Linked DNA regions of Homo sapiens: regions 1 and 3 are each linked to region 2. A link is a contact called in ENCODE Hi-C data. All regions are on one chromosome and are shown on one strand. The core of a region is the stretch at or near the end of the contact, and the rest is flanking DNA. Distances in the headings are between cores, read along the strand shown. Region 1 holds the start of TRIM45 (tripartite motif containing 45). Region 2 holds the start of WARS2-AS1 (WARS2 antisense RNA 1). Region 3 holds the start of ATP1A1-AS1 (ATP1A1 antisense RNA 1).

What was found. Hi-C counts contacts between places; a loop is a spot of excess contacts on that map. Pooled maps may share reads with other maps.
Region 1: a pooled map shows a loop between it and region 2 (12-fold over the local background). The contact joins the promoter of TRIM45 here to the promoter of WARS2-AS1 in region 2. A Hi-C loop is called at or near these places in 8 of 50 pooled maps.
Region 3: a loop to region 2 is called in a pooled map, with 16 times the contacts of the local background. The contact joins the promoter of ATP1A1-AS1 here to the promoter of WARS2-AS1 in region 2. A Hi-C loop is called at or near these places in 6 of 50 pooled maps.

Annotation. Positions count from the first base shown.
Region 1 is chr1:117,119,557-117,124,471 of GRCh38, forward strand. TRIM45 (tripartite motif containing 45) reads right to left here and starts at 2,193. Exons shown (of 6, transcript NM_025188.4): 1 at 1,158-2,193. The coding sequence starts at 1,645. RefSeq lists a silencer at 1,958-2,147 and an enhancer at 2,458-2,627.
Region 2 is chr1:119,137,835-119,142,294 of GRCh38, forward strand. It overlaps WARS2-AS1 (WARS2 antisense RNA 1), which reads left to right and starts at 2,562. Exons shown (of 7, transcript NR_125975.1): 1 at 2,562-2,959; 2 at 3,913-3,979. It overlaps WARS2 (tryptophanyl tRNA synthetase 2, mitochondrial), which reads right to left and starts at 2,819. Exons shown (of 6, transcript NM_015836.4): 1 at 2,721-2,819. The coding sequence starts at 2,810. RefSeq lists an enhancer at 2,591-2,900.
Region 3 is chr1:116,417,346-116,422,108 of GRCh38, forward strand. ATP1A1-AS1 (ATP1A1 antisense RNA 1) reads right to left here and starts at 1,277. Exons shown (of 3, transcript NR_027646.1): 1 at 1,114-1,277. RefSeq lists an enhancer at 1,102-1,396 and a silencer at 1,356-1,485.

The sequences.
Region 1 (4,915 bases), core at 943-3,442, 2.0 Mb before region 2:
AGATTGTGTTATTGCACTCCAGCCTGGGCGACTAGAGCCAGACTCCATCTCAGAAAAAAAAAAAAAGAGAAAAGAAAGTGTGAAACCAATGGTTAGTAGAATCAAAGCTCTCTTTCTAATTCCTTTCCTATAGTAGCCCTCTAGAGATGTAGGGAAATCCTTAGGAAAACATGGTGACTGTTCAGAGTTCCTCCATTAGCATTGTATCAATTTGAAGCTTATATGCCTATTCTGGCACCAGAAGAGTGGCTGCAGAGAAAATAGGGTTAGCTGGTTTGGCTGGCAGCAAGACAGTCGCAGGGACTATCACATAATTACAAGTTAAAAATAGAGTGAAGTCTACAAACTTGTTCTGTTAGTGTAGCCAGAAAACAAATGGAAGTAGAACCCGAAACCTATTTTAGGCTAATCCTAAAACTGTGGTCATTTTATATTCTGGTGTCCTAGGATGGGGTAAGGTAAGAGTACGAAGGGACAAAAGTGATCCATCTGACAAACTATTCACCAAATGCCATAAAACACATAGTCTGCACCCCAATTAACACCTACCAGCCCACCTCACCAAGCTCCAGAGTAACTCTAAGGTACACAAAGCAAAAGCTGAGGTCCGGCCAATCATCATCACCTATTCTAGGAGCACAGCATGGGTTACTGGAATGTAGTCAAAATGATCTGGATTTAATACTCAGTTCTGTTACACACTTACCAACTGTAGGACCTTGGCAAATCACATAATATTGCTGAGCTTGTTTCCCCAATTAATAAATGGGGGCGAAAACAGGGCCTGCTTTTCTGTAAGAGTTGCAAGATCGAAGGAGATCAAGAACAGGATCTATGCTGTTATATTCATTCTCCTGTTTCTCCAGCACCCAGTACAATTATTCACTACACGAATGACTGAAGGAAACTGTAGCTGCACTTTGTAAATTGAAAGGGTTTATTGCTATTGCTATATTAGGCTATATATTAGGTACTATATTAGGCTAACCGGGTTAACTGTTGTACTGGAGTATTTGCTATTGCATTGTTATATTGCTCTTTGACCTTCCACGGTATTTGAGAAGGCTTTCCTTTTCATCTGCTCACCGAGGGATTTGTCTTGACACCTCTTTGTAATCTGCTCTTAAGCTACACCTGATGGAGTGTCCCATCTTTACCTATGAGCCTGGCAGCAGAAGTGGCAGAGGTTGGCTTTGCAGGTCTGACACCTCTTCTCTACTTCCCTGTCGTTGCACAGGTCACACACCAGGCCCTGGCCTTCCCCACGTAGGCTCTCCAGCATCACATCATTCACGGCCAGGTGGTCTATGGTTAAAGCCTTCACTCCACCCATGGGCAGGTCCACCTGAGCATCACATACAGGACAAAGGATGCCGATCTGCGACTGCAGACTTCGTGGCTTGAGTTCCTGGAATATTGACCCCTCAGAGCTTGTGTCAGAGTCTCCCCCTCGGATGTCCACTACTGAGAAGGGCTCCAGCTGCTCCAGACACGTGGTGCAAACTGTATGCAAACAAGGCAAGAGCCTGGGGGCTTTGAAAAGCCCCAAGCACAGGGGGCAGTGAGTCTTGCCTGAGTTCCCAAGTGCAGTCCCACTAGTGAGTTTGCTTACAAAGCCCAGCAGCGGTTTTCTGTTTTCTGACATACTCCTCACGTTTGTGACCAATATTAGAAAGGGCCCTGGGCAGTTCTACGATTTAGTAGCAGGTGATTAAGCCCACCCAAAGAGAAAGTCTCCAGAACTTGAACAGAGACCATGGGGACTCCCTCGCTGACAAATAAAAGGGCAGACGGGAAGACGAGGCGTCCTCGAAGGAATCACCCACAGATCTACTCAGGAGGGCCCCCTCCTTTCCACTGCATCCCACACCAGACACGCCCACGCCCTCCTCTGCCCCGCAAGTCCTCCCCGGATGCGCTTCCAGGTCTAGCTCTCCAGCTAGTCCTGCTGCCAACAAAGTCACCCCTGCACCTCTCGCTCCCTCCACTGCCACCCCCCTCCCGCCGCCCGCCCCACTGCGCGCCACACGCGACAAGCGCCGACCCCACCCGCGCACGATGAGGTAGGGGCCCTCTTGCTCCTTCCCTCTGCGAAAGGCGCGCGCCGGGTGAGGGAATTGCAAGCCGCCGGCGGGCTTCTCGGTGTCCACCGCCTCTCCCGCGCCTCGGCCCGGGACGCCCGCGGGCTCTGGCCCCTCCTCACACCAATCCCAGCCCGGTCTACTCCGGCGAGTCCAATCACCGTCCGAGAGCGGCGGCCCTCGCCGCTCCGGGCCCCGCCGCCCTCCAGAGTGACGCCACTAAGCATCCAATAAGTTTTGGAAATTCCACATCTTCGCCAGTCCACTCACGCGGGGGGCGGGACCTGACAAGGCCGTGGGCGGGGCGGCCGAAGGGCTTAGAGTGCGGCGGGAGGAAAAGGCCAAGGCTCGGAGCGAGCGGCATAGTGTAGTCAGCGTCACCGTTTCACAGGGACTGTCCCTCTCTCTGTGGTGACCAGAGAGGCCTCAGGACCTCTTAAAAAGCCACGCTGATTTGGCGCCGGGACGGCCTTCTTTCTGCCCTCGGACTCGTCCCACGAACGCAGACTGGGTTCTCCCATTGGTGGATGGCACTGTCAGTTGGCTCTGCGCTGGGAGTGGGAGACGTTTTTCGGGCTCCCGAGGTCTCGGCCGCTCGGGGGCGCCAGACGTTTCTCCTCCACGCGGGTTTGAGGCTGCGAGGCTCCCCTCTGTCCTCAGGCGCTTACTGTAGCTCACAGGTCCCTCAGGCCTAGCGTGCTGGGTACAAGCACTCCCGCGGCTCCCCGACTTTGGGTATTTTTCGGGGGTGAGGGCATCTCAGGCTCGCGTTACGGGGACCGGTTCGGGAGACCGTGGAGCCGAGGTGTCGAATGGAGGGCTTACTTCGGCCGGGCCAGGGAGCGCCACCCTCCTTGTCGGGCTCGGGAAGGCTTTGTTTTCCGGTCCGGGGGGAGTGCAGATGACCTAAGGAGTTGAATGTCACCCGGGATTCCACAGTCCTGTGTAACAGAAACGAGCTGAGCGAGTTGGACCCGCTGTTTTTATCAGTCAATCACGGAGGGCTCCTGCCTGGTCACAGTGAGACAATGGACGGTGGCAATGAGGGACAAGCCCTTTGTGGGCTTAAAACTAATTGGGAAGATGAACACGTCCGACCCCTTTAACTTTATAATTACACGGCCACCTTCTCTGGCCTTACCAGGCGTCTCCTGATTCTCCAAAATTCCAAAAATGGAAACAGCTGCTCCTTTCCCCTCCACCTGTTGTTATCTCCAGTTGCGTCAGCTTGTCTACTGGGCCCTCACTGCTTTCTTTGTTCATGACCTTCCCTACTTAATTTGTACCCAGTGGGCGACTGTTTCACTTGATTCCTTCATTATCTGTTTCATGCTATAGGCATAGTGTCTGGAGCCTAAGCTTTTAAAAGTATGGAATCTGAAAAAAAGTTAACCCCAAAATATGAAAAAAAAAAAAAAAACCATTATAAAATATAAAAATGAAATGTTTGGCCATTTCCAAAATATAACACGCCAATGAGTCAAATGCCACCTTTATATAAAATGTGCAAGTAATTTCCAAATGTTAAGCATATCTCCAAAGATTTTTAAATAGTCCTTACCTAGATTTTTTTCAGCCTCTTGTCCTTCTTGCATCTACTCTCAAAATCGGCATTCGCCTCTCCAGTAGGCTGGAGGAAGTCACAAAAACTGTGTGGACTTGGGTTTGCTATATATTCTTGCTTTGAACTTCACCTTTACCCTCCCTGCTGCTTGGCTGTGCTTTACTTCATCTCTTGTTCATACTGTATCACATTTCTTGTGGTAGTAGTTTCAAGCTTCTCTTGTTTCAGAAGTACTTCATAATTTACACGTGCAATATCTCATTTAGCAGTATCTCATTTAACCTTTAACAATATTGTAAGGAAATGGCCTCAAAGAGGTCTTGCCAGGTCTTGGATGGCCAGCCCAAGTTAACATATCTGGAACTTGAACACAACCTTATGATGCCATATCTAAGATTATATTCGGGCTACCTCTACCTTTCCCTTTTTTTTTTTTTCTTTTTTTGAGATTGAGTTTTGCTCTTGTTGCCTAGGCCGGAATGCAATGGCAGGATCTCGGCACACTGCAACCTCCACCTCCAGGGTTCAAGCGATTCTCCTGCCTCAGCCTCCCAGGTAGCTGGAATTACAGGCATGCACCACCACACCTGGCTAATTTTTTGTATTTTTAGTAGAGACTGGATTTCACCATGTTGGGCAGGCTCCTCTCGAACTCCTGACCTCAGGTGATCCACCCGCCTCGGCCTCCCAAAGCGCTGGGATTACAGGCGTGAGCCACCGCGCCTGGCCACCTCTACCTTTCCTTTCTCAGTTTATTAAGCATCAAATCCCTCACACATGCTGCAGCTAATTCCCTTCCATTGATGAGAAAAACAAGGTTGTCTGAAGAACTGCCTCGCCTTTCTACTTAAAAAATCCATGATTCCTCACACCTCCTCTCTTACCTCTCCTGACTGCCATTCTTTAGTGCCAAGATTAGTTCCTCAAGATTTTTGTTTTTTATCCCAACCTCTCCTGCTTCCTCAAAACCTTATTCCTATGTTTCAGTCAGTTTTTCTGCCAAGAGTTCTGATGAAGTCCTGAAAGGGGAAGCAAATCGTCTTTTGATCTAGCTCCCCTTCAACGTATTAATAGTGGTGGTTCTCGCCCCTATATTTCTCAAAAGGGTGGTCTCACTGTCTGCTTTCATCATCTTTTTATAACCATCACCACCGATTTATTCCTCCCCTCTTTCCTATTGAGACTTTCTTGTAGATCATGAGTGACCATATTGCTGGCCTTTTCTCAATAGGCAATCTCTTTAGTATTTACCATTTTTTGTACTTCCTCA
Region 2 (4,460 bases), core at 1,312-3,811:
TGAGTTTACATCTGCATCCTCTGAGATAAGCAAAGATGCCCTATGCCAACATTTTTACCCAAGATTTTGTTTTAAAAAAAGAAAACACTAAAAACCATTAAAACAACTTAGGAATCACAACACTTTATTAGTTAGAGTTTCTAACATAGCACTGTTATGGCTCATTCACTTTTGCTTTACACCTAAGGGAGTAAGTGCACAGCCAAGGCTAATAAAAACTAACTTGGCTATTTCTTGGTTTTTGATGGAACCATTCATATGATAAATATACATTTTTTCCCATTATACTATACTCTTGCAAAATAATTTTTTTCTACAAAGGTTATGAGATATCATAAAAATGTCTAATGCATCTGGTTTAAGAATCCAATGCCTCTTTCACATATTTCTGCATCTGTTCACAAAATCCCTTTGACTTCAAAGGAAGCTTTTCAAGAGAAAAAGAAGATACATACAGGAAAAGTGGCCATAAATTTTTAGTAGTCCTTTTCTAAGGCCATTTTAATAACAGCATTGTGGGACAAGTATCTTCCTCAGAATCCTAAAATATCACAAATGATATTAATGACTAAAGATCTGTATAAAGATTTATGATTTCAAAACGTTTTTCTGGTTATTAAAAAGTGTGTGTCTTCAATTTAGACATGTGAAAAATATGTAATGCTATAAAAGGAAACAAATAACTTTTAACCCACTATTTAGGAAGGCCAAAGCAAAATAAAAAAGTTAAAAATGTTTGTTCCCTTCCAGGCTTTTTTTCTATGTATACGTTTATATAAACACTTATATATAAACATAACATCGTAATAACACTATGAACACAATTTTGTATCTTTTCTCAGTCTTTCAAAAAACCACATTAATCTTTCAAACCATCATTTTCAATGACTGAAATTATATGTAGATTTATACTTTAAAAAAATACTCTCACATTTAATACTTATTCTACTCAAAGCTAAATTAAAGGTTTAGAAACATTCATCGGTACTGGAAATTCTACATCTTGAAACAATCTAGATTAATAATTAACTTTAATAGCCCTATTCATAAATGCCACTGAAACAATAGTAGAGGTTTAAGAAATTTTTTCTTTAGCATTTATAATGACTTAGTGTCTTAAACTTCCCTGGGCAGTCATTAGCAGGCTGCAGTTTGTCTTTTTTTTCTCTCTCTCTTTGATTCTCTATTCTCAAGACATCTTCAATTCTTTAGTTTGGAATAAGGGGAAGTTTGGGTCTACGGCTTAGCTACTTTGATAGCATAGGTGTTAATGTGCTATAAATTATAAATAATCATCTCATTCTAGTTCTGCAGAATCAAACCCTCAAATTTCAAGGAGAGGAATTTTTGATAAATTTATCTAATTTTGAATTGTCTTACCTAACATTGCTGCTGAAATTTAAGGTGACATTTGAATAGTTGTTTGCTGACAAGCAGCTTTCCGGTATATATTAATATATTAGCTTATAAGAATTTTGTGAGGCTCACATTAATAAAAAACGGAAGTTCAAAAAATTTATGACATGACTAGAAAAATAAGTTGAACTTAAATTTTGGTTTTCATAATTACTCTCATTGGCTTTGTTTTGGCTTCATAATCATGGAACTATAGATTTTCCAGAGGTTGAAAGAACATTAACGTGTCAATCAGTCCAGCTCTCTTCCTCCACTCAATATGAGCAAAAAAAGAAGAAAAGTCCCAGAGAGATTGTGACTTGTCACACAGCTGTCAAGTGGCAGACCAAACCCTTGACCTCTAGGCTACCTTCCTGTCTAGCGCTGTTTTCAACACAACAGTTACAATAGGTGCGACATCCTCACACCTACTCATTATGGCAATACATATGCAAATGATGCCGGGAAATTACCTAATAAAATCACATTCTCTCCTTTCTCTCTAGTTCCCAGAATATATCTCCCGTAGATAAAGTATGTCAAAGTGCTTGCCACTGAGACTGTACTTGGAAGACGTTTGGTAAAATCCTGAATAACTGAAAGGGTATCCCCTCCCCCTGACTTTTTTGCTATGAGGGTAAAATTCCAAATATTTAAGACAATTCCCAATAAGACCAGGCCGCGACATGGTCTCCGTACGACGAGATTAATGGTAACAGCAGTGTTGTCAAGCGCAGGACAGGACAAACTCTGTAGCAGCTTGCGGTCACTCTTTCACAGCCTGCTAGATAGAGCAGTGCTGTGGAGCCACCAGGAGCAACCAGAATGGAAGATGCACTGACACTTGCTCAAGTACCACACTGCCAACCTGCTGCCCCGACCCAAGCTGCCCAATGCCTAACAAAACTTCTCTACTCTCTCCGATAGCCCCTTAGCGTGTTGTTAGGGTAAGGAGGGTAAAAACAGTAATAAGACCACAAGAAGAGCAGTCTCTAAAACAACCCGTCTCTGAAAACATCACACGCGGGGTAGGCTCACCGCGTTGCCCGGCAACAGCGGCGGCGCTCCGCTCCCAGAACTGGAGGTGGCGGCAAGAGGTCAGAAAGCGGCGCGCTTTTTCCACCAAGAAACCTTTACGTCATCACGTATCCTTGCAACGTCACTACGCTCTGAGCAGGCCGACAGTCATAGACGAGTAGACCTTAGGCGAGGGAAGGCATGTACTTTCCCTAAGAAGCGGGAGGAGAGAAATAAATAGAGGGCAGTGGGATGAGAAGAACCTCGCGGGATGGGAAGCCGCGGAGGGAAGGGCCGTCTTTGGTTACCTGGAGAGCGGGAGCAGCTGCGGATCCCTTATGAAGTGCCCGGATGAAGCTCCAGCGCTCACGCGCTTTCCGCATTGAGTGCAGCGCCATCTTGAGAAGGGCGGAGCCGTCTTGTTTGGAATGACGTCTGTTCAGAGAGCCAATCCCAGTCTCGCGACTCCTGCTTGCTGGGCGCGGCTTGGGCCTCCAGGCTGCGCAGCGCAGCCGCTATCGGGCGGACTGCAGTTCTTGCCGAGCAGGTGGGGACAGGAGCGGGGTGGGGCTTTAGTGTTTTTCCCTGGATCCCTTGTCTGCTCAGCCTTCCTGGAAGGAGAATTTCCTTGGGGGTTATTAGTAGCAACGCTTTAGACTGGAAGAAAGTCAAGTAGGCTGCATTTCTGATCTTAGCTATGTGAAGGCAACCTTTAAAAAGTTTGTTTAGAAACTCCCAGTTCTCTTAGAGGGTAATATAAGTGGTCTTTTTAGACATGTGTGGCCTCATTTCCCTTTTTTTTCTTTGAGACAAGGTCTCACTCTCGCCCAGGCTGGAGTGCAATGGCGCGATCTCGGCTCACTGCAACCTCCACCTCCCAGACTCAAGCTATTCTCCTGCCTCAGCCTCCTGAGTAGCTGGGACCACAAGGGTGCGCCACCACGCCCGGCTAATTTTTGTATTTTGGTGGAGACAGGGTTTCACCATGTTGCCCAGGCTCTCTCAAACTCCTGAGCTCAAGCCAAGCCATCTGCCTCGGCCTCCTAAAGTGCTGGGATTACAGGCATGTGCCACCGCACTGGACTTATGTGGCCTTATTTCATTCGTCCTGTAAACTTTGTTGAACCCTACCGTAATGTGCTGGGCACTGAAGGTACAGAGAAAGACATATCTTGTCTTCAAGTTGTGTACAGTCTAATAGAGTAGCGGATAAATAAATGATGTACACTTAATAGGTGTTAAAGAAGCAAGCACCGCAAGTTTTAAGGAGGAGTGGTTATGACTGTGGTGTTTCAACCTAGTCTAGGGAAGGCTGCAGGAAGGTTATACCTGATGGAAGAAATTGTTTTGTTTGGGGTTATGAGAAAGTTTAATACAGTTTTTCTGCTTCTGTTAATTCACCTAAAAATCTCCCAGACAGATAACGAGTGTTTCAGTAAAAATATAACTGGAAGAAATTCATGACAATTCCTTTATGTGTTTTGTTTATAATTCATCCAGCTACTGAAAATTACCAAGGAGAGGTAGGAGATAAGAGATGCCTATAAAGGAGCTGAAATCTACCAGGGTAAGACAAAACAGTAAATTAAAACCATATAGGATAATCTTGTAGGTATACAAAGTACTGGTGAAGTTCAAGTATAATTGGTGTAATTTAGAAGTGAGCAGGAAAGGGATGAAGGCAAAAAAAAAACTAGGAAATCAAGTTATAGTCTTCAACAAAGCTGATCAGTTTGGTTTTGGCTGTTAAATTTGAGGTGCTTGTAGTACTTCCAAAATGTGATGCCCATTAAATAGATACATGGGTCTGGAGCTCAGAAGAGATTTGAACTACCAAACAGATGGTAATTGAAACCAAGGAAATCCTTGAGACCATCAGATAGAGTTTGTGGAGTGAAAGTAGCCAGATGATGGAAATAAAGGAGCCAAGAGGTGTTGTAGAACCCAAAGAATGTGATATTACTGAGACCCTGGAAACAAACCTTGCCAGGGGAAGGGGGATATATGTTATGCCTTGTAAAATGCAGTTTAATAAATGCCCTACATGT
Region 3 (4,763 bases), core at 27-2,526, 2.7 Mb before region 2:
GCTAATTTTTATATTTTTTGTAGAGATGGGGTTTTTGCATGTTGCCAGGCTGATTTCAAACTTCTGAGCTCAAGCCATCTGCCTGCCTTGGCCTCCTAAAGTGTTGGGATTATAGGCAAATGAGCCACCACGCCAGCCCACAATTCACTTTAAACACAAGTGAAACACATTTCATTAGACAGTGGAATAGACTTATGTCAATTTTCTTTTCTCTCTTATTTTACACAGTCTGATTTCCTGAAGACAGGAGGCGGGAGTAAGCTAATCAGGCCCTGAGTTAGCTGTTTCCAAGAAGCTTAGAGTGTCCCACTTACCTACGGGTTGCAGGGCCCGCATTGCCAGTAGGGCTGGCTTTTAGGGATGCTGCTGTTGGTGTGTGCTGTACTTGTTTTCTAGGATTGGGACAAGCTTCCTTGAGCTCCTGACTTTAGAGACCAGGTTTGGGAACTGATGGGTGCAGCAAATGCAAACAGACAGCAAACAGGCCAAAGAGGAGATTCATTCACTGAAGAGGGCCCTGGTACAGTACTGTCGAGGTTTTGCGGTGGCCTGGACACGGCTGGCTCCTTCGACTTACACAATATATCTTCTCTCTCTCTTACCTGCACTTATAAGAATCGGTGCTAAGGGTATGTGCCTACCACAGTGCAGCTTGTAGATTAATGAAGAAAGAATTGCTGCCACTTCCCAAATATTAAACGCCAGGTTCTGCCTATGCATATTCTCTCAACCTTCACAACACACCTACTAACTCCAGCTTACAAATGAGGAGACGAACCAGCAGGCTGTTCCAGGCGTCTGGTTGTAAGAGCAGTGGCAGTAGAGAAAATGATTTATTTTAGCACCAGCCACTGTGCTAATCCCTTTAGATATCATCTCATTTAATCCTTTTAACAACCCTGAAGCACCATCCTTATTCTAAAGGGACTTCGGACCTCTCTGCGGTCCACACTGTCCCCTGCTCGGTGCAGGAGTGTAGACTGGGACTGTTCCGTCTGGTGGTCTCCCCGACAAGGGTTCACCTGGAAACTGGCCTTTGGGCTGGGATTGGGACTCTGTACTTAGGCTGGCAGCCCATATTAGGACTGGGCACCGTGATAAGCACTTTCTTACCGCAAATGCACGATTTCACTCGGCCCTCACACACCCCACGAGGTGGGCACCGTCACAGTGCCATCTCACAGGCAAGGAGGCCAGGCCCAGGCCCTGAGGATGCGCCGCTCAGGTGGGAGCTTCCGGGGAGCTCGCGCGACAGCCTGGGGGAGCGCGGATTCGTCTCTGCGCTACGGCGGCTGCAGAGGGTCAACCCGCGGAGGCGGCGCTTCGCGGCGGGTCCTCGGCCTGAGGCTGTGGGATGCCTCCAAACCCGGCGCGGCCTCCGTCTGCAAGGAGAGCAGAGGGTCCCCGCCGGGAGCGCGCCCGGCTGCGGCCCCAGGCGGCCCTGCCCGCAGCCGCCACCTGAGCTTGGGCGCGGCTCCTATCTCCCACCCGCGCGTCGGCCAGTGAAGGGCTCCGTGCTTAAACATCATTCGTTACAGAAGTATTGCGGCCATCACACGGCATTTTAAAAACACGAATGATGATAAATAACTTTAACACTGCTTCCAATTCTGCCTCCAAGCACAGCATCATTACCATTTGCATGCGTTTCACTTCATTCGATTTCCATGTGTATGGATTTGTTTCTACATAGCTGTGGTAAAACGCACATACTAAACTGAATCCAGGGTTGTTTTCCACTTTGTAACATGAACATTTTCACCGTGTTAGTACTGACGCTTCCTACCTATAATTTTTAATGGCAGGACTTTAAAAAATTGGGTTGATACGCTGTCACTTCTCTGAGCATCTCGCAAATGTTCAACATTCAAGTGGCTTCCAAAGCTTCACGATTATAAATTATTCATTCTTTTTTGTTTTGTTTGGTTGTTTGTTTGTTTGTTTGTTTGTTTTTTGAGACGATGTCTCGCTCTTGTCGCCCAGGCTGGAGTGCAGTGGCGCGATCTCAGCTCACTGCAACCTTCGCCTTCCAGGTTCAAGAGATTCTCCTGCCTCAGCCTCCTGAGTAGCTGAGATTACGGGCATCTGCCACCACGCCCACCTAATTTTTGTACTTTCAGTAGAGACGGGGTTTCATCATGTTGGCCAGGCTGGTCTCGAACTTCTGACCTCAGGTGCTTCTCCCTCGACCCGGCCTCGGCCTCCCAAAGTGCTGGGATTACAGCACTTTGCTGCCCAGCCCATTCTTGTGTATAAAGTCCTTTCAGTATTGAGATCAGTTTCCTTAGGTTATATTCACAGGAGTGAAACTGCTAAGTCAGAATGTGAGCATTTAAAAGCTTTCAGTATTATTGCCAAATGGCTTTTCACAGATGACTCAGGGAGGTTTTGGTACTTGGAACACTGCTACTTATATCCCACTCCCCCCCCCCCCCACCAGGAAAACATCTAAAGTGCACTTTTTTTTTTTTTTTTTTTTTTTTTGTGAGACGGTATCTCGCTCTGTCGCCCAGGCTGGAGTGCAGTGGCGCGATCTCCGTTCACTGCAAGCTCCGCCTCCCAGGTTCACGCCATTCTCCTGCCTCAGCCTCCTGAGTAGCTGGGACTACAGGCGCCCGCCACCACGCCCGGCTAATTTTTGTGTTTTTAGTAGAGACGGGGTTTCACCGTGTTAGCCAGGATGGTCTGGATCTCTGACCTTGTGATCCGCCCGCCTCGGCCTCCCAAAGTGCTGGGATTACAGGCGTGAGCCACCGCGCCCGGCTAAAATGCAGTTTCATTAAGAGATAGTGACCCTTTCTGAGAGTGTCTACATTTAATTGGGATCAGAGCTTGAAGTTGAAAATTTTGTGCCCTGGGACTTCAGACATCAGAAAACAGGGTAGGAAGATTCTCACGGGTTAGGATTTTTCTGGTGACCCTGAGTGGGGGAGCCACTTATTCTGCCTTCACTTAAGGCTAAACTAGACTCCCGGCCCTGCGTAGAGTTCTGAGGGACACCAGGGTCACAAGGCTAGTGAGACAGAGTTCATTTGGAAGAAGTGAAATAATTTAGGAATTCACAGAATATTGATGATGATATCCTTCCTCCTCCAGATGACAAGGTAATAAAGAATAATGAGATGTGATCATGGGAAATAGCCACCATGAGCAGCAGCCACCAAGGCACATAAATACTGTGGAATTGACTCTGCTGTCAGCTTGTGGGTTTCTGGAGTGACAGATTAAACCAAACTCAGTCCAGCTTCTTGTTTACTCTGTGTAAATCTACTCACTGTCCAGAATCTTCAGGCCGGTGTTGCCACCACTTGTTCTGTCTGTGATTCCCAGTGATGAGTAGGAGGTGACCAGCAGGCAGACTGTCTCCCTATGGGTAGGGAGCCTCAGAGTTCTGCAGGGACTGGGGTATAGGTAGAAGATGAAAAAAATATCCTTTCTGAATCAGCTCTTTGCCTGTCTGGGCAAACCCCTACGTTTCCTATCCACACTTTCTCTGCTCTAGGACCTAAGCCTTGGAGAGTTGCCCCCAGTTCATTGACAAGCTCCCTACACTAGAGTCCTTTTGTAGTGGGCATTGGGGTGCACCACCCAGATTTCTCTTTAGAACTGGTGAACTTATTCCCTCAAGCTGCTGGGGATTTGCTGGCAGACAGACCTCTCCAGGAAGTGCCTTAGCTGAAGAGAGATCCTCACTCAAGGTCACACCCCACCCCCCTTCCTGGAGCAGCCCACATCCAATGAGGTATACTTGTCTGGCACCCTCACCCCACCTTCAAAGTTCCCTATGGGGTCAGCAGAGACCTTTGTTGAGACTGCTTTGCAGCCTAACTTATCTCTCTGCACAAATTGTTTCTCATTTTCCTTCTATTCCAAAGGTGTTAATCCCAAGAGTATTCCTAATAAATGTCCCTCATGGAAGTTTCCATCTCTGGGTCAGCTTCTGGGAAGCTCAACCTGTGACACCAATCCCACATGAAATATTTATGTGCTACTCCATGAGTCCCTTGTTTAATAAACATTATCTAGCAATAACATGGGGATAAGGTCACAACTCAAAATAGACTAGCTTATAGCTTTGCAGCTTGTTTTGTGTCACTTTTTTTTCTGATTCTCACGAGCTCTGTCACACTACAACTCCTATTTCTAGGTGTGGAAGACAGAATAATGGCCCCGAAGACGACTTACATGGCATAGGGAAATCAGGATTGCAGATGGAATTAAGGTTGATAATCAAGTGATCTTAAAATAGGAAGATTGTACTGAATTTAACAGGCTCGATGTAATCACAAGGATCCTTAGACGTGGAAGAGGGAGGCAGAAGAGAGTGAGATGTGACTATGGAAGAGAATCAGGGAGATGTGAAAATTACTCACTCGCCATTGCTGGAGGAGATGGAAGAAGGGGGTCACAAACCAAGGAATAAATGTGGCCTCCAGAAAGTGTGAAAGGCAAGAAAATGGATTCTTCCCTAGAGCCTCCAGAAAAAAGTGCGGCCCTGCCAACACCTTTATTCTAGCCCATGTCAGATTTCTAGCCTAAAAAACTGTAAAATAATACATTTATGTTGTTTTAAGCCATTTAGTTTGTAGTGATTTGTTACGGCAGCAATAGGAGACCAAGACACTGGGCAAATCTGCTTCCTTCCCAAGGGCTCACTTATAGGCGAGGCCGCAGCAGAAACAGTGAGGAGGAAGCAGTTGGAACAGAACAACCTCTCACATGAATAACTCTTGGCCCTCCTGTCTTGATGCTACCATGAAAGA